Linked DNA regions of Homo sapiens: region 2 is linked to region 1. The links are chromatin loops, found by intact Hi-C in ENCODE. Cell type or tissue: HepG2. All regions are shown on one strand. Each heading gives the region's core, and the rest is flanking DNA. Links, peaks and the distances in the headings are about the cores only.

Evidence for each region. A loop is a pair of places that touch in the nucleus more often than their neighbours do. Peaks named below come from ENCODE experiments on the same cell type or tissue, not always from the same donor. Only the 100,000 strongest peaks of a DNase experiment are listed, where the experiment ranks them.
Region 2: it touches region 1 in a loop (5-fold over the local background); 2 of 110 quality-filtered maps call a loop at or near these places.

What each region holds. Positions count from the first base shown.
Region 1 is chr9:27,029,224-27,041,406 of GRCh38, forward strand. All of the region lies in intron 13 of IFT74 (intraflagellar transport 74), which reads left to right. Among named protein-coding and RNA genes, the nearest start is that of LRRC19, 30 kb to the left of the region's middle. In HepG2, for the core only: a CTCF peak has its summit at 4,785 (motif pointing right); a DNase peak (open chromatin) is centred at 4,788.
Region 2 is chr9:27,239,809-27,252,733 of GRCh38, forward strand. It overlaps the pseudogene REXO6P. Among named protein-coding and RNA genes, the nearest start is that of EQTN, 51 kb to the right of the region's middle. RefSeq lists enhancers at 1-12, 13-513, 11,341-11,842, 11,843-12,342. In HepG2, for the core only: a CTCF peak has its summit at 8,059 (motif pointing right); a DNase peak (open chromatin) is centred at 8,093.

The DNA of each region.
Region 1 (12,183 bases), core at 1-8,000:
TATTACTAACTTTACTAAAATATATACTGTATGAGTAATATTAAAGCAATGATTTAAACTGACCACTTATGAGTTAAAATGATTGCATAAAATTTATTTAGCTTTGCCAAGCAGTTTGTTTTTTTTTTTACAAAAACAGAAGTAAAATGTTTAAAGTTGTTAGAGATTCCTAAGTTATACTTCCTCCTAAGTTACACTTCCTTCCTAGTAATAGTCAATAGTTTACTATAAACAATATAGTCGGCCGGGTGTGGTGGCTCACGCCTGTAATCCCAGCATTTTGGGAAGCTGAGGCGGGCAGATCATCGGAGGTCGGGAGTTCGAGACCAGCCTGACCAACATGGAGAAACCACATCTCTACTAAAAATACAAAAATTAGCCGGGCGTGGTGGCACAGGCCTGTAATCCCAGCTATTCGGAAAGGCTGAGGCAGGAGAATCACTTGAACTCGGAGGCAGAGGTTGCGGTGAGTCAAGATCGCACCACTGCACTCCATCCTGGGCCACAAGAGTGAAACTCGGTCTCAATAAATAAATAAATTAATTAAATAATAATAATATAGTCAACTACTAATGGCAGTAACTGGTAGCGTTAGAGGGGATGAAAATCAAATCACAAATACCACACAAATAATCCAGACAGAATTAATTCCCCACCCAGGTCTAGTAATGAAGTAGCAAAGACTGATTAACCTTATCCTCCCCAACTTTCCCCAGGAGTGGAATTTGAAGAACTAATGCAGGTACCAGAACACCTGAGGGAGCTTGGGGTTTGACTATGTAGAAATACTGTGGTGGGGGTTTGGGTGTGGGGGCTACATTGTTATTTATGGTTAAAGGAGGAGGTTGAGCATCAGTTTCCTAACAAGCTTCTCCCTAATAAGAAAGATAAAAGTAGATTCTCCATAGCATTTTAATCATAGTTTAACTGCAAACCAGTTACTATGCTCTTGGATTATCAAGAATTGATTGTATATTCTTATGAGTTAGGTATGGTATAAACAGTGTGCACATGTACATGTATTCTTGTTATGGCTAAGGAAACATTCATAGCGGTGCAGTGGCTCAATCACAGCTCACTGCAACCTCAGACTCTTGGGTTCAAGTGATCCTCCTGTCTCAGCCTCCTGAGTAGCTGGGAATATATAACGTCTGCCACTACATCCAGCTAAGTTTTAAATTTTTAGTAGTGGCGCATGCCTGTAATCTCAGCTACTTGGGAGGCTGAGGCAGGAGAATGGCTTGAACCCAGGAGGCGGAGGTTGCAGTGAGCCAAGATCACACCACTGCACTCCAGCCTGGGTGACAGAGCAAGACTCCGTCTCAAAAAAAAAAAAAAAAAAGGGTACACTGTTCTATATTTTAGCAGGGAAGGAATTTGTGTATGTGTGTGCTAACTAGAAACAATGAGAAATAGCTCTAATGAAAGTTATATGGTCAGAATTTGGCTACAAGCTCTGCATCATTAGTAAAGCGGAGTATTATTGGCAGATGTCATGCTACTTTCCAAAAAGCCTGAACCCATCCTGATTTCTCCTTTCTTAGTTGAAATGCCAACAATTGCATATTTGCTTAATTATTGCTTTTTAAAATATTGGCTCTGTATAAGCAAGGGAAAGTAATAGAAAAAGTATTGTTCTTCCAAGTAAAGCAGAACACACCAAGTGGACAATAGCAGCTTATATTTTCACTCAACATGGGATACTATTTTTAATAAGGATGTTTTTATCCTCAAGGCTTACTTCTAACATATAGCCAAGTGACTTTTTTGTTTTTAAATGGAGATGAATCTTGCTGTGTTGGCCAGGCTAGAGTGCAGTGACTATTTACAGGCATGATCATAGCTTACTGTGGCCTTGAACTCCTGGGCTCAAGCAGTCCTACTGCCTCAGCCTTCCAAGTAGCCGGGACTACAGGTCCATGTTACTGTGCCCAGCTTGTTTTTGTTAAGGAATCTGTTAAGAAATTCTTTTAGGTCGTGTGCGGTGGCTCACGCCTGTAGTCCCAGCACTTTGGGATGCCGAGGTGGGCGGATCACCAGGTCAGGAGATCGAGACCACGGTGAAACCCTGTCTCTACTAAAAAATACAAAAAATTAGCCGGGCCTGGTGGTGGGCGCCTGTAGTCCCAGCTACTCAGGAGGCTGAGGCAGGAGAATGGTGTGAACCCAGGAGGCGGAACTTGCAGTGAGCCAAGATCGCGCCTCTATGCTCCAGCCTGGGTGACAGAGCGAGACTCCGTCTTAAAAAAAAAAAAGAAATTCTTTTATTCTTACTACAGATTAATACTTGAGAGTTTATATCTTATATTGAAGTCCTTCAGAGTAAATAGTTTCTTCGACCACTTAGCTGAAATCAGGCCCTTAACTTTACTCATTTTTTTTTTTTTTTTTAATGAGATAGGGTCTTTCTGTCACCCAGGCTGGAGTACAGTGGTGTGACAACATAGCTCACTGCAGCCTCAAACTCCTGGGCTCAAGTGATCCTCTTGCCTTAGCTAAATAAAATAATAAATAAAATAAAATAAAATAAAATAAAATAAAATAAAATAAAATAAAATAAATAAAATAAAATGTAAAATAAAATAAAATAAAATGTAAAATAAACTCCTGAGTAGCTAGGACTACAGGTGCACACCACCATGCCCAGCTAATTGTTGAAAACTTTTTTTGTAGGGACAGGGTTTTGCTCTGTTGCCCAGGCTGATCTCAACGTGCTTGGCTCTAGCAGTCTTTCTGCCTTGGCCTCCTAAAGTGTGGGGATTACAGGTGTGAGCCACTGTGCCTGGTGTTTTACTCTTTACTAGTGTATTCCCTTACATTGAATAAATTCTATAAAGAACAGCATTACTATTATAAGACATGTCAAAGCCTTACACAAATCACAAAAAAAGTGATCAGTTTTCTATGCAAAAATACTGAGCCTTTTGAAATCAGGGTAGTTCTCAGCTTCACCCAATGCTGGCTTAGATTTCAACTTTCTCAAGTCTGCTAGGTCAGTTACCAGTTCTCCATCTCCTTTCAGCTTCCAAAATGTTATTGCTGTTGTCTCCTATTTCTATATGCTGGGGGTTTCTACCTTTAAAAATTCTTTTTGCTATAGTTTTAGTGGGGTTTGCGGGAGGATCAAAATTAGATGTGCATGTTCAACGTGCCATTCATACCAGGAAATGACAATTATAAGCCTTAATTACCTAGAATTTCTGAAACTTTAAGCACCTTGAAGGTAGATCATTTTACTTATTTTTAAAAAGATTTTTTTTGTGTGTTTTGCCTTAAATGACCATCCTCATGCTTTCATTAACTGGGCAATTAGCCTCAGCTTATAGGAGGTCATCCTTTTCAGCTTAAAAAAAAAGTGTCCTGGCCGGGTGCAGTGGCTCACGCCTGTAATCCCAGCACTTTGGGAGGCTGAGGCAGGCGGATCATGAGGTCAGGAGTTCGAGACCAGCCTGACCAACATGGTGAAACCCCATCTCTATTAAAAATACAAAAATTAGCTAGGCATGGTGGTGTGTACCTGTAATCCCAGCTACTCAGGAGGCTGAAGTAGGAGAATCGCTTGAACTCGGGAGGCAGAGGTTGCAGTAAGCCAAGATCGCGCCACTGCACTCCAGCCTTGGGCGACAGAGCAAGACTCCATCTCAAGAAAAAAAAGAAAAAAAAAAGTCTTTTAAACTACTTAAAATTATTTTAAAGATTCAGATTAATTTTTTAAAATTGTAATTTTAAATATGAATCTGGCATGTATTTAACATGAAAAATGCAAGCAGAAAAGTATATAAAGTAAAATGTCATCTCCTTTCTCCTCATCCAAGTCTTCAGAGGTAATCATGGTTTACAGTTTAATGTTTAGGCTTTTAGACTTTTAATACATTGATAAACATATTTTTAAATGGAGTAATACTAATATACAGTTCTTCTGAGCTTGAGTCTTTTCATTTAACTGTATAATATACATTCTTCCCTATGAGGATGTATACTTCATTCTGAGAAATGGTATAGCATAGTGGTCAATGTTAGGGCTCTAAAGTCAGACTTAAGAATGGTGCCTGGTACAGGTGTGGTGGCTCATGCCTATAATCCTAGCACTTTGGGAGGCTGAGGGGGGTGGATTGCTTGAGCTCAGAAGTTCGAGACCAGCCTGGGCAACAGGGCGAAAACCTGTCTCTACAAAAAAATACAAAAATTAGCCAGGCATGGTGATGTGTGTTTGACTTGTAGTCCCAGCTATTTGCTAAGGTAGGATGATTACTTGAACCTCGGAAGTCGAGGCTGCAGTAAGCCGAAATCACTCCAACCAAAATCATGCCACTGCACTTCAGCCTGGATAACAAAGTGAGACCCTGTCTCAAAAAAAAAAAAAAAAAAAAATGGTGCCTGGTGCACATTAAGCGCTTCTGACAACCATTAGCTACCCCTATGATTGTTGTTACATAGGATTCATTGTATCCACATTGATATTTAGGCTGTTTCTAATTTTTTACTCCCAAGAACAGTGCTGCACTAGTACATTCATGTTTATAACTTGTCTGTTTATTTCCACAGAATAAATTTCTAGAAGTGAAATTTTGAATGGAATATTATTTATATTTACAACTGGTTTGCAAATTTCTTCCCAGAAAAGGTTGTATTATGTTATACAACCAAAAGCAGTATGTGAAGGTGGTTCCTTACCAATGCTAGCCATAAGTTTTTTAGTTTTTGTCAGTCAAGATAAGGTACACATCACTGACAGTTCCGAAGTTTTGACTGTTAGGCCTGAATTTGTAGTACCACCGCGATCCACAAGATGGGGCTAATTTTCTGAGCATCTATTAATATATACACAGTAGGATTGACAAATAGAGTTAACAAATGTTGTACGGTCACTGTCATATGTCTCTCCAGGAGGGATTATTGGGCATTATTACTCACCAAAAATGATTACTTTCCAGATTCAAGTATTTTCCCAAATGTGGAGTTGATTGTAAAACCAAATATATGATTATTAAAATACCATAATACATATAAATAACTAGTTGCTACAATGTGGTAAATATGTCATAATAGAAATATATGCAAAGTGCTATAGGAATATTGAATTACTGTCTTAAATTCTGAATGAATTCATTGTAACTTTCTGCATAATATATATGTGTCATTCAAAGTAGTAAAATAACAAAATATAATACTTTGGTTTGTCTATAGTATACTTTTTCATACTCAGAGTTCTAAAGCCTTGGTTAGGACCATTGTTTCTTTAATTATGGAGGGTAAAATAAACAATGTTAAAGACAGAATACTTTTATTTATTATTTATTTGTTTATTTATTTATGTATTTTGAGACGGAGTTTTTCTCTTGTGGCCCAGGCTGGAGTAAAATGGTGTGATCTTGACTTACCGCAACCTCCACCTCTCAGGTTCAAACAATTCTCCTACCTCAGCCTCCCAAGTAGCTGGGATTACAGGCATGCGCCACCACACCTGGCTAATTTTTTGTATTTTTAGTAGAGATGGGGTTTCTCCATGTTGGTCAGGCTGGTCTCAAACTCCTGACCTCAGGTGATCTGCCTGCCTTGGCCTCCCAAAGTGTTGGGATTACAGGCGTGAGCCACCACGCCTGGCCAGAATCATTTTATTTTAAGCACATGTCCTGTTACTAGAATGCCTGGATTCAAATCCAGGCTGTGCTGTTTGATCTTGGACATGCTATTTATGCTATTTAATCTTACTTTATCTTAGTTTTTTTTCTTTAAAATGGAGGTAATTACAGTACCTACCTCTTAGGGTTATTGTGAGAATTAGATTAGATAATTAAATAAACTTAATTATTAATAGTCTAATGTTGGCTGGAAGCCTTACCAATAACATAAATGGTAAACATATATAAACACAAAACACATTCATAATAGCAGTCAATTTAAAATATGCTCATAAATATTAATTAGTGACTTATTGTTAATGCTGTTACTTTATAAAAGCAAAATTGAATAACTTTACTGCAGTTATTTTCCCAAAGCATACATTAGAAAGTATTTTCCCGTCAGTATTTCCTTCAGGATGTACAAAATAACCTATTTAGTTTCAAAGTGGTTTATCTTCTGGTATCTGAGATTTCAAATGGCATCTATCCATTACTATTCTGTGGTTTTCCAACATATATCTGCTGAAGAAGAATGAATTATTATTGTTCAATCTAGAAATTGTTTAAACTATACATTGAATCTTTCATTAAAATGGTGGTATTACATCTACACCAGGATCATCACCACCATCTGAAACTTGTTAGAAATGCAAATTCTTGGGCTCTACCCCAGACCTATTGAATTTGAAACCCTAAGGAGAGGGCTCAGCAATTTGTGTTTCAGTAAGTCCTCCTGGTGATTCTGATTCATGTTAAAGTTTTATAACCACTACTTTCGAAAATGATTAAGGACCATATGTTTAGTATATGCTGCTTACTACCAATTATACTGTATGATTTTATATACAGTACTCTGTTGGAACAAACTTCTACATAGTCCTTTTGTTTTACATAATTAGATAATAAAAATTATACAATTTATACAATATGTAAAAATTATAATTACAGTTTTTAAAGTGCCTCCTGTCTTTAGAAATAGAATTATCTGATCTTGTTTGCATACCTGTAATTTAAAATTTAAAATGTAGTTGACCCTTCAAGACAGCATTGGGATTAGGGGCACTGAGTGTGCCATGCAGTCAAAAATCCATGTATAACTTTTGACTCCATAAAAACTTAATTATCAAAGGTCTACTGTTGGCTGGAAGCCTTACCAATAACATAAACAGTTAACACTATTTTGTATGTATTATATACTGTATTCTTACAATAAAGTAAGCTAGAGAAAAGAAAATGTTATTAAGAGAACTATAAAGATTTTTATTATTTTCCACTTACTAATGAAATGGAAGTAGGTCATTATAAAGGTCTTCATCCTCATTGTCTTCACATTGAGTAGACTGAGGAAGAGGAGGAAGAGTTTGGTCTTGCTATCTCAGGGGTAGCAGAGGCAGAAGAAAATCTGCATGTAAGTAGACCCACCAAGTTCAAACCTCTGTTTTTCAAGGGTCAACTGTATTTCCCAGAGAATGTATATTTAGAAAATTGGGTGAAACCTAATGCCAAAGTTAGTTTAAAACATTAAGCTTATATGTACTCTTTTTACCACAGCAATTTTGTAATATAGTCAATTCTTTGTACCCACGGGTTCTTCATCTGCAGATCCTACCAACTATGGATGGAAAATACTTGAAAAAAATACAGGAAGTTTCAAAAAGCAAGTTTGAACCTGCCATGTGCTAAGCACTATGCTGAATCCATTTGAACTGAAGAATACCCTGCTATAGCCTCCCATTGTTTCACAGATCTTCAGTCTCTCTCTAGCACCCACTGTTTGAGCAGTGTTCATCTGGCATTTTATTCATTGGCTACTTGTGTTCACTCTTTGCTTCTGTGAAAAAAAAAAGACTCCTAAAAATCAATTATATGGTGAAAGAAATCCCTTACAGACTAAGAGAGAGCGTAAAGTGCTGTCTCTCAACAAGAAAATAAAATTCTTAGATCTTTTGAAAAGTGGCGTGTGATTTACCAAAGTGACACAATAAAACAGAAGGAAGCTGAAGCTGACATTTGTGGAAGTTTTAGTGCTGCCCCTACAATGGCAAAAAAAATTATTGCTGTGATTCATGATAAAATGCTTGCAGAGACTGGTCGGGCACAGTGGCTCACGCCTGTAATCCCAGCACTTTGGGAGGCTGAGGCGGGTGAATTACCTGAGGTCAGGATTCAGGACCAGCCTGGCCCAAATGGTGAAACCCCGTCTCTACTAAAAAATACAAAAACTTAGCCGGTAGTGGTGGTGGGCACCTGTAATCCCAGCTACTAGGGAGGCTGAGACAGGAGAATTGATTGAACCTGGGAGGCAGAGGTTGCAGTGAGCCAAGATCGTGCCATTGCACTCCAGCCTGGGCAGCAAGAGTGAAATCCCATCTCAAAAAAAAAAAAAAAAAAAGCTTGCAGAGACTAAGAAAACATCAAATGTATGAGTAGACAAAATATCACAGAAGCATGTCCCTGTTGATGGCAAAATTATGTATGAAAAAGCATTTAGCCTTTGTGAGCATTCCTATGAGGAAGTTGAAGAGAGTGAGAGGAAGGAATTTAAGGATAGTAAGGGATGACTAGCTAGCTGTGGAAAGTAGTACAGCCACACGAACTTAAAGATCACAGGAGAATCAGCATTAGCTGATGACCAGGCAGTATCAGCATTCCCAGAAGAGCTCAAGAAACTCAGAAGACAAAGGATACCTTTCATAGCAAGTCTTCAGTTGTGTTGAAAGAAACTTGTTATAGAAGAAGAGGCCTAATACCTACATCCGTAAGAGTGTCAAGCAGGCTTTGGGGTTCAAAGCCTGGAAAGATCGTTTTACTCTGGTGCTATGTGGCAACACAGCAGGTTACATGGTCAAGCCAGGTCTTGTGTACCAAGCAAACAGTCCCTGGGTCCTTAAGAACAAAATCAAAAATTGCCTACCTGTGTTCTGGCAACACAATAGGAAGGCTTGGGTGATGGCCATCTTGTTCCTGGAATTCAGTTTTATTCCTAAAATGAAGAAATACCTGGAAGAGAACAGGGTGCCATTCAAGGTCATCCTCATAATTGACATTACTCACAGCCATCCCTGATCTCTCTACTTCACTAATGACAATGTTGCAGTGATGTTCTTGCCTAAGGCAAGTACTACCTCACTGTTTTAGCCATTTGATCGAGGCATCAGCAAGTGCATTAAATGACTTACACCCACCTCACCTTTGGGAGGATTTGTGCTGTCCTTGATGCTAACCTTGACTACAGTGTCATGGATTTATGGAAGAGCTTTACAATTGCAAATGTAGTTGTGCTTTTTACAGAGGCTGTAGATGCCCCAAAGCCCAAGACAGTCAGTGCATGTTGGAAGCCATTATGGAATGAGGTAGTCAGTGATTTCAGGAGCTTCCCCATTATTGGTGCAGAAGTCAGGAATATGGTTTTGTTTTTGTTTTTGTTTTTTTTGAGTTAGAGTCTCACTCTGTCACCCAGGCTGGAGTGCAATGGCGCGATTTTAGCTCACTGCAACCTCTGCCTCCTGGGTTCAAGCAGTTCTCACGCCTCAGCCTCCTGAGTAGCTGGAATTACAGGCACATGCCACCACGCCTGGCTAATTTTTGTATTTTTAGTAGAGATGGGTTTCACCATATTGCCCAGGCTGCTCTCTTGGCCAGGCTGGTCTCAAACTCCTGACCTCGTGGTCCGCCTGTCTTGGCCTCCCAAAGTGCTGGGATTACAGGCGTGAGCCCACCGCGCCCGGCCCAGGAATATCTTGAATGTTGCAAAGGAAGTTGATGAGGAATGCTTCTCTGACATGATCAAGGGTGACTTCGAGGAACACATAGAAGAGCATAGAGAAACCCTTACCAACAAGGAACTCAAGGTTCTGCTGAAATTCTCTACAGGAGATGATGACAGTGATAACAGATTTAGCAGAAACAGAGTCCTCAATTTGGATACTTGAAAAATTTGCAGCAGTTTTTCAACAGGTGCAAGTGTTAAAGGGTATGATCCTTCAGTGGAACAAAGCCTCCGTGTCACCTGAGGGATAGCAACATGCCTACAAGCACTGCAAGAGTTGTTTGATGCTTCAAGAAAAAAGGAGAAACAGCTTCCTAGAACAATGTTCCCAACTAAAGCCGTCTGTATTATGAAGCCTCGACCTTAAACGCTTGAAGATTCTTCCAGCATAAATGATCTTTCCGATGTCCTGTTAGAAGGTTCAAGTTAGCCTTGTGTTTCACCACTTACCTACAGTGCTGCGCATCTCACCACCTCACCATATGGGCACCATGGGCACCAAATAGAAATTATAATCGTCATCATCGTCAAATGAGGGTTATCAAGAGAGAAAAGCGACAGTTTATGCTTCTTTTTTTTTAATTTTTAAATTTTTTGTAAAGACAGGATTCACTATTTTGCCCAGGCTCGTCTCGAACTCGCAGCCTCAAGCAGTCCTCTTATCTTGGCCTCCCAAAGTATTGGGATCATAGGTGTGAGCCACTGTGCTCAGCCAGAAGAGCCAGAGTTTTGATGCGTCTTAATGTACTCTTTCAGGTCATTAAATGAAAGTCATCTGCAAGTGTTGATAGAAAATGTGGCTGGGCGTGGTGGCTCATGCCTGTAATTCCAACACTGTGGGAGGCTGAGGCAGGAGGATTTCTTGAGGTCAGGAGCTTGAAATCAGCCTGGACAACATAGACCCCATTTCTATTTTTAAAATAAAAATAAAACAAAAAGTGTTACATTGTTGCTGATGTATACTGTGTAGTTTGCCCTACAGTGGTTGCATCTGTACTGAACATGTACAGTCTTATTTTCCTTGTCATTATTCCCTAGACAACACAGTGTAACAACCATTTACAATATATTAGGTATCATAAGTAATCTAGGGATGATTTAAAGTATGTAGCAGGAGGGTATATGTAGGTTATATGCAAATACTGTGCCATTTTATGTAAAAGACTTGAACATCCTCAGGTTTTGTTATCTACAGAGGGGTGGGGGTACTGAAACCAGTCCCCATCAGATACCAAGGAATGACTATTTTATATACTAACTTGCTGCTTACTGTAATAATGGTATGTGAAAAGTAGATGGGAGAGATAGACTGAATGCAAAAAGATGGAATTTTATAGGCCCCCACAACTAATTAAAATTGAAATAGGAGTCAGGGAGGAGAAAGTGTTCTGGCTCACTAAAATATGTGAAAATGTTAGAAGGGGTTTAGATAACTCAATATGAATTAATGTGATACAGCCTTGAAAACGGCTGAAATCCTAGATTGCATAACAAAAAATGGTTATGTAGACTATGGAGAGTGACATCTTCTTGGAATCTTAAGTTTCTTGGCATAATATGTTAAAAGGGTTAGAGAAAAACTAGAGCTCGTTCATAGCAGAGTGACCAGAATGGTAATAGGGATAGAAACCATGCCATATAGAAGATATTGAGGCCAGGTGCAGTGGCTCACGCCTGTAATCCCAGCACTCTGGGAGGCTGAAGTGGGGGGATCACTTGAGGTCAGAAGTTCAAGACCATCCTGGCCAACATAGTGAAACCCTGTCTCTGCTAAAAACAAAAATTAGCTGGGCATGGTGGCGTGTGCCTGTAGCCTCAGCTAGCTGGGAGGCTGAGGTAGGAGAATCGCTTGAACCTGGGAGGCGGAGGTTGCAGCTGAGATTGCACCATTGCACTCCAGCCTGGGCAACAGAACGAGACACTGTCTCAAAAAAAAAAAAAAAAAAAAAAAGAAGGAAAGGTACTGGGAGACTTTGCGTGCTTCAGAAGTATTCCAAGTGCTAAGAAACAGTCTGGCTGTGCAAAAGTCCTGTGGAGTTTTTTCTTGCCCCGTCTCCCTGATTTTGTTTTCTGTTGACCTTTCAACTCCAAAATCAGTAGGCTTTGCTGAGTTGGGGACCTTGAGTTCAGGAGAGTTACTAGTACATGCCTTGTTGTGTATTGATCAGGAGAGAAGATTGGGATAGCCACCTATTTGGAAAATGGTAATCAGACCTTCTTAGGGGCAGAACTACTTCTCAGAGTATAAAAGCCTATAAAGCCTGAGTCAGGAGAACGTCATTTGATGCCAGAGAAGTAAAAGTATGGGGTGAACTTCCCTTGCAGTGAGGACAGAGGTAGTTTTGGTGGTGCTCAGACTATTGGCAGTGCAAGAAGAGCATATCTCCCTTACTGCACTGCTGGCTATAGCAGAGACTATAAAAAAGCAATGGTGTCCTTTCTACAGTAGCCCCAGTCTTTTGTTAACAGCACATACGCATTTCTTCTTTCCTACTTGAGGGATGAAAAAGCCTGAATTTATAGTATACATTTTTGTATACTTGTCTTATTAGAGTATAAATTCTTCAGAGGAAAATATTTTACTTTTTTCTTTAATCCCCATGTTACCCGATAAAGTACCTTGCTGGTATAATTCCTGTGTAAAATCCTCCTGAAGTCTTTTCACGCATCTGGTTACCACAGCACTTCATACATTCCTGTCAGAGCACTTATGTTGCATTATAAATTTTTGGTTTTGTACACCTAATGGAGTGTAAGCCCTTTGAGAATAGGGTGGAAACTGTCTTACTC
Region 2 (12,925 bases), core at 3,217-11,216, 210 kb after region 1:
AGGGGCGCCTGCCATTGCCGAGGCTTGAGTAGATAAACAAAGCATCCAGGAAGCTCAAACTGGGCGGAGCCCATAGCAGCTCAAGAAGGCCTGCCTGCCTCTGTAGACTCCACCTCTGGGGGCAGGGCACAGCCAAACAAAAGGCAGCAGAAACCTCTGCAGACTTAAGTGTCCCTGTCTGACAGCTTTGAAGAGAGTAGTGGTTCTCCCAGCACGCAGCTGGAGATCTGAGAACGGACAGACTGCCTCCTCAAGTGGGTCCCTGACCCCCGAGTAGCCTAACTGGGAGGCAACAACCAGTAGGGGCAGACTGACACCTCACATGGCTGGGTACTCCTCTGAGACAAAACTTCCAGAGGAACGACCAGGCAGCAACATTTGCTGTTCACCAATATCTGCTGTTCTGCAGCCTCCACTGCTGATATTCAGGCAAACAGGGTCTGGAGTGGACCTCCAGCAAACTCCAACAAACCTGCAGCTGAGGGTCCTGACTGTTAGAAGGAAAACTGACAAACGGAAAGGACATCCACACCAAAAACCCATCTGTTCATCACCATCATCAAAGACCAAAGGTAGATAAAACCATAAAGATGGGGAAAAAACAGAGCAGAAAAACTGGAAACTCTAAAAATCGGAGCACCTCTCCTCCTCCAAAGGAACGCAGCTCCTCACCAGCAACGGAACAAAGCTAGACGGAGAATGACTTTGATGACTTGAGATAAGAAGGCTTCAGACGATCAAACTACTCCAAGCTAAAGGAGGAAGTTCAAACCCATGGCAAAGAAGTTAAAAACCTTGAAAAAAAATTAGACAAATGGCTAACTAGAATAACAAATGCAGAGAAGTCCTTAAAGGACCTGATGGAGCTGAAAACCAAGGCACGAGAACTATGTGATGAATGCGCAAGCCTCACTAGCCAATTCGATCAACTGGATAAAAGGGTATCAGTGATGGAAGATCAAATGAATGAAATGAAGCAAGAAGAGAAGTTTAGAGAAAAAAGAATAAAAAGAAATGAACAAAGCCTCCAAGAAATATGGGACTATGTGAAAAGACCAAATCTATGTCTGATTGGTGCACCTGAAAGTGATGGGGAGAATGGAACCAAGTTGGAAAACACTCTGCAGGATATTATCCAGGAGAACTTCCCCAATATAACAAGGCAGGCCAACATTCAAATTCAGGAAATACAGAGAACACCACAAAGATACTCCTCGAGAAGAGCAACTCCAAGACACATAATAGTCAGATTCACCAAAGTTGAAATGAAGGAAAAAAATGTTAAGGGCAGCCAGAGAGAAAGGTTAGGGTACCCACAAAGGGAAGCCCATCAGACTAACAGCTGATCTCTCGGCAGAAACTCTACAAGCCAGAAGAGAGTGGGGACCAATATTCAACATTCTTAAAGAAAAGAATTTTCAACCCAGAATTTCATATCCAGCCAAACTAAGCTTCATAAGTAAAGGAAAAATAAAATCCTTTACAGACAAGCAAATGCTGAGAGATTTTATCACCACTAGGCCTGCCCTAAAACAGCTCCTGAAGGAAGCACTAAACATGGAAAGGAACAACCAGTACCAGCCACTGCAAAAACATGCCAAATCGTAAAGACCATCAAGGCTAGGAAGAAACTGCATCAACTAATGAGCAAAATAACCAGCTAACATCATAATGACAGGATCAAATTCACACATAACAATATTAACCTTAAATGTAAATGGGCTAAATGCTCCAAATAAAAGACACAGACTGGCAAATTGGATAAAGAGTCAAGACCCATCAGGGTGCTTTATTCAGGAAACCCATCTCACGTGCAGAGACACACATAGGCTCAAAATAAAGGGATGGAGGAAGATCTACCAAGCAAATGGAAAACAAAACAAGGCAGGGGTTGCAATCCTAGTCTCTGACAAAACAGACTTTAAACCAACAAAGATCAAAAGAGACAAAGAAGGCCATTACATAATGGTAAAGGGATCAATTCAACAAGAAGAGCTAACTATCCTAAATCTATATGCACCCAATACAGGAGCACCCAGTTTCATAAAGCAAATCCTTAGAGACCTACAAAGAGACTTAGACACCCACACAATAATAATGGGAGACTTTAACACCCCACTGTCAACACTAGACAGATCAACGAGACAGAAAGTTAACAAGGGTGTCCAGGAATTGAACTCAGCTCTGCACCAAGCAGACCTAATAGACATCTACAGGACTCTCCACCCCAAACCAACAGAATATACATTCTTTTCAGCACCACACCACACCTATTCCAAAATTGACCACATACTTGGAAGTAAAGCACTCCTCAGCAAATGTAAAAGAACAGAGATTATAACAAACTGTCTCTCAGACCACAGTGCAATCAAACTAGAACTCAGGATTAAGAAACTCACTCAAAACAGCTCAACTACATGGAAACTGAACAACCTGCTCCTGAATGACTACTGGGTACATAACGAAATGAAGGCAGAAATAAAGATGTTCTTTGAAACCAATGAGAACAAAGACACAACATACCAGAATCTCTGGGACACATTCAAAGCAGTGTGTAGAGGGAAATTTATAGCACTAAATGCCCACAAGAGAAAGCAGGAAAGATCTAAAATTGACACCCTAACACCACAATTAAAAGAACTAGAGAAGCAAGAGCAAACACATTCAAAAGCTAGCAGAAGGCAAGACATAACTAAAATCAGAGCAGAACTGAAGGAAATAGAGACACAAAAAAGCCTTCAAAAAAATCAATGAATCCAGGAGCTGGTTTTTTGAAAAGATCAACAAAATTGATAGACCGCTAGCAAGACTAATAAGGAAGAAAACAGAGAAGAATCAAATAGATGCAATAAAAAATGATAAAGGGGATATCACCACCAATCCCACAGAAATACAAACTACCATCAGAGACTACTATAAACACCTCTATGCAAATAAACTAGAAAATCTAGAAGAAATGGATAAATTCCTCGACACATACACCCTCCCAAGATTAAACCAGGAAGAAGTTGAATCTCTGAATAGACCAGTAACAGGCTCTGAAATTGAGGCAATAATTAATAGCTTACCAACCAAAAAAAGTCCAGGACCAGATGGATTCACAGCCGAATTCTACCAGAGGTACAAGGAGGAGCTGGTATCATTCCTTCTGAAACTATTCCAATCAACAGAAAAAGAGGGAATCCTCCCTGACTCATTTTATGAGGCCAGCATCATCCTGATACCAAAGCCTGGCAGAGACACAACAAAAAAAGAGAATTTTAGATCAATATCCCTGATGAACATTGATGCAAAAATCCTCAATATAATACTGGCAAACCGAATCCAGCAGCACATCAAAAAGCTTATCCAACATGATCAAGTGGGCTTCATCCCTGGGATGCAAGGCTGGTTCAACATAAGCAAATCAATAAACGTAATCCAGCATATAAACAGAACCAACGACAAAAACCATATGATTATCTCAATAGATGCAGAAAAGGCCTTTAACAAAATTCAACAACCCTTCATGCTGAAAACTCTCAATAAATTAGGTATTGAAGGGATGTATCTCAAAATAATAAGAGCTGTCTATGACAACCCCACAGCCTATATCTTACTGAATGGGCAAAAACTGGAAGCATTCCCTTTGAATACTGGCACAAGACAAGGATGCCCTCTCTCACCACTCCTATTCAACATAGTGTTGGAAGTTCTGGCCAGGGCAATCAGGCAGGAGAAAGAAATAAAGGGTATTCAGTTAGGAGAAGAGGAAGTCAAATTGTCCCTGTTTGCAGATGACATGATTGTATATCTAGAAAACCCCATTGTCTCAGCCCAAAATCTCCCTAAACTGATAGGCAACTTCAGCAAAGTCTCAGTATACAAAATCAATGTGCAGAAATCACAAGCATTCTTATACACCAATAACACACAAACAGAGAGCCAAATCATGAGTGAACTCCCATTCACAATTCCTTCAAAGACAATAAAATACCTAGGAATCCAACTCAAAAGGGATGTGAAGGACCTCTTCAAGGAGAACTACAAACCACTGCTCAATGAAATAAAAGAGGATACAAATACATGGAAGAACAATTCCATGCTCATGGGTAGGAAGAATCAACAATGTGAAAATGGCCATAGTGCCCAAGGTAATTTATAGATTCAATGCCATCCCCATCAAGCTACCAATGACTTTCTTCACAGAATTGGAAAAAACTACTTTAAAGTTCATATGGAACCAAAAAAGAGCCCTCATTGCCAAGTCAATCCTAAGCCAAAAGAACAAAGCTGGAGGCATCACACTACCTGACTTCAAACTATACTACAAGGCTACAGTAACCAAAACAGCATGGTACTGTTACCAAAACAGAGATATAGACCAACGGAACAGAACAGAGCCCTCAGAAATAACGCCGCATATCTACAACCATCTGATCTTTGACAAACCTGACAAAAACAAGCAATGGGGAAACAATTCCCTATTTAATAAATGGTACTGGGAAAACTGGCTAGCCATATGTAGAAAGCTGAAACTGGATCCCTTCCTTACACCTTATACAAAAATTAATTCAAGATGGATTAAAGACTTAAATGTCAGACCTAAACCCATAAAAACCCTAGAAGGAAACCTAGGCAATACCATGCAGGACATAGGCATGGGCAAGGACTTCATGTCTAAAACACCAAAAGCAATGGCAACAAAAGCCAAAATTGACAAATGGGATCTAATTAAACTAAAGAGCTTCTGCACAGGAAAAGAAACTACCATTGGAGCGAACAGGCAACCTACAGAATGGGAGAAAATTTTTGCAATCTACTCATCTGACAAAGGGCTAATATCCAGAATCTACAATGAACTCAAACAAATTTACAAGAAAAAAAACAAACAACCCCATCCAAAAGTGGCCAAAGGATATGAACAGACACTTCTCAAAAGAAGACGTTATGCAGCCAAAAGACACATGAAAAAATGCTCATCATCACTGGCCATCAGAGAAATGCAAATCAAAACCACAATGAGATACCATCTCACACCAGTTAGAATGGCGATCATTAAAAAGTCAGGAAACAACAGGTGCTGGAGAGGATGTGGAGAAAAAGGAACACTTTTACACTGTTGGTGGGACTGTAAACTAGTTCAACCATTGTGGAAGTCAGTGTGGTGATTCCTCAGGGATCTAGAACTAGAAATACCATTTGACTCAGCCATCCCATTACTGGGTATATACCCAAAGAATTATAAATCATGCTGCTATAAAGACACATGCACATGTAAGTTTATTGAGGCACTATTCACAATAGCAAAGACTTGGAACCAACCCAAATGTCCAACAATGATAGACTGGATTAAGAAAATGTGGCACATATACACCATGGAATACTATGCAGCCATAAAACATGATGAGTTCATGTCCTTTGTAGGGACATGGATGAAGCTGGAAACCATCATTCTCAGCAAACTATAACAAGGACAAAAAACCAAACACCGCCTGTTCTCACTCATAGGTGGGAATTGAACAATGAGAACACATGGACACAGGAAGGAGAACATCACACACCGGGGCCTGTTGTGGGGTGGGGGCAGGGGGAGGGATAGCATTAGGAGATATATCTAATGTTAAATGACGAGTTAATGGGTGCACCACACCAACATGGCACATGTATACATACGTAACTAACCTGCACGTTGTGCACATGTACCCTAAAACTTAAAGTGTAATAAAAAAATGTAGTAACTCAACCTCAACAGCGCTTTTCCTCTTCTTCTCTTTGAAAGTGTCCAGAAACCCCATACCATCATCGACCAAACTCTACTGCCAGTAGTAGGGGCCAGAGAAGTCACCGAAACAGCAATTCAGAAATTAAAGATGTTCTTGGGCAAGGTGACTACTTCTTTCCTTTCACGTCTTCTTTTACCTTCCAAATGACCAGATCCATGCAGGCTTTTGCATTTTCACTAGCATTGTGACCTCCAAATAGTACAGAATATTTTTTAAAGTGTTAGACATAAGACAACCATAATCTCTGATGTTACTTACATATTTCTCAAAATTAAGCCTTCAATTTATGTTTCTAACAAAGTTAACACTGCTCACCTATCGAAATATCATTAATACCTAATACAACCTCCAATGATTGCTTTATAAATGTTTTACATGAATGTACTAGATTAACAAACATTGTTCTTTTTCTAGGTAGTCTTTCCTCTGTCACATTATCACTACCTTGCAATGATTGGCTAGCACATCGGTACCCTCAGCTGTGTATCTCCTTCCCAGGGAGGTATGAGAAGAAAGTGGAGGGATCACCAAAGCAAGACATCTGCCTAGAAGCCAGAAATGTCGAATGGTTAAAAAAAGAAAAAAAAAAGTAATCTCTCTAAATAAAAGAACAACTTTAGGCACAAGTTTATATGGTTTTAAAAAGTAGATAAAATTTACCCAAAACATAAAGCTGTATAGTTCTGGTGAGAATAATAAATGATATCTGAGATTGGGTGAGAAAGTCGTATGGTCAATGCTTCTAAAATGGTGTAATAGTTTTCATTTCTTTACTTGTGTCTTACCCCAAGAAAGCTCTGATATTTTTTTAACTTTTAGAAGATTTTGTTTTAAACAGATTTGTTAACTGAAAGATTATGACCATGGTTCAAGATTATTTTCAACAGAAGGCCCTACAAATTCTATAATAGAATGTTATGGGAATTCTTTCTGAAATGAGTATTCTTAACAAAGCAGAGGATGTAAAAGATTCTCTGGAGAGGAGTGTAAGTTCATCATAAAATGAAATCATTTTGTATAATGAATGATATGATCAGAGGAACATCCATATCTCGAGAATCTTTAGAAACAAAGCAGCGTAATATAATTTTAACATATTTAAAGTTAACTTGCTCTACTGTTTGTACACAGGAAGGGCCTATATAGGCATACATGAATATACAGGTATCCTCCATTCCACGCCAGACACTGGTGAAACTGTGCATATAGCAATGCCACGAACAGGTAATTGGTGGCTAGATTTGTTGTACTTGATTAACTTGTTTAACATTGGGTATATTTCATCAGAAAAAGCAGAAATAGAAAAATTGGCAGCAAGATATACAAATCTGGTATAAATCAAGTTCACACATAATGACTGAATTTGAGCCATACCCCCCCCCCCACCCCACACACACACAAATTTTCTCTTGGTGAGATAACCTGGACCCAATCAAATGTAGAAAGAACCTCTTTTGTTCTAATGAGAAGCACATATGAAAAGAGGTATACAGCAAGATTTAGAATGGAACAACAAAAGTTCTGTGCATGAATTCAAAGGCCAGACCCAATGATCTGACCACTGTTCTCAGTGAGATTGCTGTTCTGATTCATGAGGAACACCCAGGACTATACCAGGCAATGGCATATAATGGTTTTTTACACAAGCACAGGCAGATGCTTTAGGATTCTCCACCAGAGGAGAGAACCCCCAGAAAAGAACCTGGTCTCCTACCTTAAGCATCTTAGACAGTAGACCTTTATGATGAACCTCACTGTTGTTCAGTCAAGTCAGACTGAGGGTCTTGACATCAGTCATGAGCAAATGGGCTCTTACCATCATCCTGAACGATTCTCTGCAGGCAATCAGCCATTAGACTCCTAAGGGGTCTTTTGGGAGGCAAGCCAAGCTGATGAGGAAACATAACCGATATGTCCACAACTGAAGTGTGAATTAACTATCAAATAAAAGTAAAAAAAAAAAAACACCTTTAACTTTCAAATAAAAGTAAAAACTCCAAAATAAGGATGCTGATAGCAGCAATAACTACTTAGGAACAAGGACTATGATACAAGAACAGGCAACAGTCGTGATGTGTCAGTTACTGGACTAAGTATATTGCATAGTTTATCCTGCTGTACTTTGCAGAGTAACCTAATGAGATAGGTATTTTTATTGTCCCTCTTCATAGACAAGGAAATTGAAATTTTGAGAGGTTAAAAAACTTGCCTAAACTTACTTAGTAGAGCTGAAGGAAATAAAATCTAAACAGTCTAACTTCAGAGTCCACACTTTTCTACCATGAGGAACCACCAGAGGGCAACATCAGGGCAGAGAGGTTCTCACAAGCACTCGGGGAGGCAGAGAACCAGGCTCTGCCCACATTGTGACTTGGCTGAGAGGGGCACACCCCAGTTCAGTACATGCCATATCGCATTTCAGTGGTTTGCTTATCTGCCTCTGGGGAGAAGGCACACACAACAGCTCAGGCCTATCTAGTTCCAAATCCCCCATGATTACACATGGAAGAAGCTGAATATGTTTTTACTGAAGTTTGGTGATGTGGAAAATATTATTGATAGAATAGATATGGAGGGAGAGGGGTCAGATAATCTAAGGGCTCAGGAAGTCAGGTACCAGTTTGGATTCCTTATTAGGAGAACTGTACTTTGAAAGAAGCATTTAAAGATTAGCCTGAGAACAAGAGTAATTTGAAGACTAAGAAATGAGGAGTCATAAATTTAAAATTTAGTATCAACTATGCCTTGCCTGACATAACACTTTAAATGATTATTCAGTGTGCCAGCCACCATGCTCGGCACTGGTTCCTACCTGCAGGGTAGTCTGTAGGGAGCACAGAGCACAAGAAGAGGAGAAATGATCAAGAAGCTGCACGGGAGAAGGAGGGAGTGGGGAACTCCCGCAGCAGGTACCACTTTGGGGCATCCTAGCACAGTGTCCCTACTCTCAGGGATTTTCAGAGTAGTGGGGAAAGGTGAAACAGGGGTTGGAACAGACAAAACTCAGCTTGGGGGACAAGGGAAGTTTCCATAAGATGACTCTAAAAGAAGTTGATGGTGGAAATAGAGAAAAGTATGAAAATCCATGAGTCTTCTGGGTGGAAGAAACAGAACGATTCCAAGGAATGAGGAAATGCAATGTTTTGAAATTTTCTGGTCTGGAGGACATGCAGGATAGAATGGTTCCTGAGAAATCAGGGGCAGGAAAGTCATAGTGAGAGGTGCAGTTTGGGAGATGATGTTTTTGAGGGGACAAGAGGATACCCCTTTTTTCTTATGAAAAACTCATGTCCCCAACTCTCTTTTCTTACAGTTTGGCAAGGTCCAGAGGCAAGTACATTCCAGTCTCATTTGTCACATGCAGAGACAACATTACTCTTTGAAACAAATATCCTATACTTTGGATACCAGCTTCATCAAGAAAAAGGCTGATATTCATCTATGAAAATTAAATGGCCTTACTCATATTTTTGCACTGAAGAAGAGCTAGCCCTTCTCTGCATGAAGGCTAGTCCTAGGGGTGGCTGAGACAAACACTCAGCTAAAGGTCCCGAAAGTTCTAGAGCTGTGTTGTGCAATGTGGTAGCCACAAGCTTTATGGGACTGTTGAAATTCAAATTAAAATTAAACAAAATTAGAAATGCATTTCCTCAGTCACATTAGACATCTTTCAAGTGCTCAACAGCCAAGTGTGCCTAGTGTCTACCATATTGGGTAGTGCAGATGTAGAATAGAAAGTTCTTTTGGATAACACCGTTCTACGATGGGATGGGTAAACTTTTTTCTAAAAGTGCCAGATTTAATATTTTCAGCTTGCAAGTCACATGATCTGTCACAACTACTCAACAATATCATTAAAGTGTGAAAGCAGCCATACACAATCTGTAAATGAGTGGGTATGATGGCTTCATTCCAAGAAAAATATTTAGAAAAACAGGTGGCCAGCCCATGGGCCGTAGTTCACTGGCCCAGGTCTAGAACGTAGAGCAAAACACACACATTTTAACCTGGAGTATATTAAGGAAAGGTTTTCATGTCTATTATGCCAAGAAAATGAACCTAACATTTAATTTTGAGCCTACCTGACTTAATGTGGAAAAAGACCCCTAAGTATGTGAATAAAATAATCAGTTAATAAATTTAGTCTTGTCTATTTGATTATTAAGGAAAGTCTGTGAAAACAATGGTTTGGGTTTTATCATAATTGATGAGGGACTATTCTTTATGATCTTGATTAGCCAGATGATGTGAACTGTCTGACACGGCTTCTAGTTTGTGGTAGTTAGACTGTATCATCAGCAAAGACAGCGATTATTGTCTTCTTGGTTAACAGGGCAAATCAAGTATCAATTATAACATAATGATAATGACTGCTATCTTAACACATGTGGTTTTATACATTTTTTTTGTAAAAAAATATGTTGGCTTCTAATTCTTTACCTAAGGGTATAGACTATGTTCAAAGTGATGTCCGATTAATACATCACTTTAGTGACACATTAGTACAGTGTCAGCACTAAACAGGTTCAACAAGATAGCTTGGACATCACGGGTTGATGTTTTAATGTTCTTCAAGTCATCTTCTGCCACACCAGAAAACCTACCCCAAGATGACATATAATAGCATATAAAAATTTAACTCCATGAATTTTATCAGTTATAGTTAGAACACATTATTGACCCAATGTGACAAACAGCTGAATGAAACAAAGATCTTATCTGCATGACTGTCAACTACCTCTCTGCTAGTTTACATTGGTAAACTAGGAAAATTTATCATTTGGTTCCATAATGCAAGGCTGAGGGGAGAATACATTATTACAAGTTCAGAGTTCCTGTTGAATTCTGATCTTTGCATAATCTGAATTTTATTCAATACCATTTGTTAAGTATCCTGTCTCCCAGTAACATAAGCCTAAAGACAAAATATGGGTAGCATGGTCGAACAGATGGAGCCCTGGGCAGATTCTAGAAAACCTGGGTTTGAACTATGCTTTGATCTGCCATTTACTTACTATATGTTATTTTCAGGTAGTTATTTAATCTTCTGGTCTCAGTCTGCTCTTCTGTAAAGTAGGGATAATTACCAACCTACTAGTTTATGAGGACCCAATGAAAATGCATGCAGGAAAGTGACTACTCTAGTGGCTTTCATAAAGCACACACTAAAATAAATATTTAGAACTCAGCTACTGCTAAGGGAGAAAAATACTGCACAAGTATTTTTAACTGAAACTATATGGTGATATTGTCTTTTGTAAGGAGCAAAAGATACCTGGCTCCATTACTTGGCTTAGTTAGGGAATATGACACATAGTTAATAAGACATTTAGATCAAGAAGAAGTTAGCATAGATGGAGTGCATGGGTTTGTTTAAAAATATTTTCTAAAGAATGTAATGCATCAAATGCATTTGAATGTTTTCAAGATTCAAAGGTTTTTGTTTTGTTTTGTTTTGTTTTTTAACTAATGTCAGCCCTTCAGTTCTCATTTTGTCATTATGAATATCAATAGTTACCTATTTCCTGATTCGTTCCAAAAAAAGGAATTAGGGAAGATTCTATTAAACTCATGGAAGAATAAGAACAAATAAGGGTATAATAGATGGGAGGGCTGGCAAGATGGCTGAACAGGAACAGCTCCAGTCTGCAGCTCCCAGTGAGATCGACGCAGAAGGCGGGTGATTTCTGCATTTCCAACTGAGGTATCCGGTTCACCTCACTGGGACTGGTTGGAGAGTGGGTGTAGCCCACGGAGGATGAGCTGAAGCAGGGTGGGGCATCGCCTCACCTGGGAAGTGAAAGGGGTTGGGGGATTTCCCTCCCCTAGCCAAGGGAAGCCATGAGAGACTGCACCTGGAGGAACGGTGCACTCCAGCCGAGATACTGTGCTTTTCCCATAGTCTTTGCAACCGGCAGACCCGGAGATTCCCTCTGGTGCCTACCCTACCAGGGCCCTGGGTTTCAAGCACAAAACTGGGTGGCTGGGCGGACACCAAGCTAGATGCAGGAGTTTTTTTTTTTTTTTTTTTTTTTCCATACCCCAGTGGCACCTGGAATGCCAGCGAGACAGAACCATTCACTCCCCTGGAAAGGGGGCTGAAGCCAGGGAGCCAAGTGGTCTGGCTTGGCGGGTCCCACCCCCATGGAGTCCAGCAAGCTAAGATCCACTGGCTTGAAATTCTCACTGACAACACAGCAGTCTAAGGTCGACCTGGGATGCTCAAGCTTGGTGCGGGGAGGGGCGTCCACCATTACTGAGGCTTGAGTATGGGGTTTCCCCCTCACGGGGTAAACAAACCCACTGGGAAGTTCAAACTGGGCGGAGCCAACCGCAGTTCAACAAGGCCGCTGCGGCCAGACTGCCTCTCTAGATTCCTCCTCTCTCAGCAGATCATCTCTGAAAAAAAGGCAGCAGCCCCAGTTAGGACTTATAGATAAAACCCCCATCTCCCTGGGACAGAGCACCTAGTGTAAGGAGTGGCTGTGGGCGCAGCTTCAGCCGATTTAAATGTCCCTGCCTGACAGCCCTGAAGAGAGCAGCGGATCTCTCAGCACAGCATTTGAGGGACAGACTGCCTCCTCAAGTGGGTCCCTGGCCCCCATGTATCCTGACTGGGAGACACCTCACAGCAGGGTTCGACAGACACTTCATAAAAAAGAGCTCCAGCTGGCATCTGGCAGGTGCCCCTCTGGGGTGAAGCTTCCAGAGGAAGGAACAGGCAGAAATCTTTGCTGTTCTGCAGCCTCCGCTAGTGATACCCAGGCAAAAAGGGTCTGGAGCGGACCTCCAGCAAACTCCAGCAGACCTGCAGCAGAGGGTCCGGACTTTTAGATGGAAAACTAACAAACAGAAAGGAATAGTATCAACATCAACAAAAAGGACATCCAAAGACACCATTTGAAGGTCACCAACATCAAAGGCCAAACAAAGGTAGATAAATCCACAAAGATGGGGAGAAACCAGCGCAAAAAGGCTGAAAATTCCAAAAACCAGAATGCCTCTTCTCCTCCAAAGGATCACAACTCCTCACCAGCAAGGGAACAAAACTGTGGTTAATAAAAAACTCCTCTGAGCTAAAGGAGCATGTTCTAACCCAACGCAAGAAAGCTAAGAACCTTGAAAAAAGGTTAGACGAATTGCTAACTAGAATAACCAGT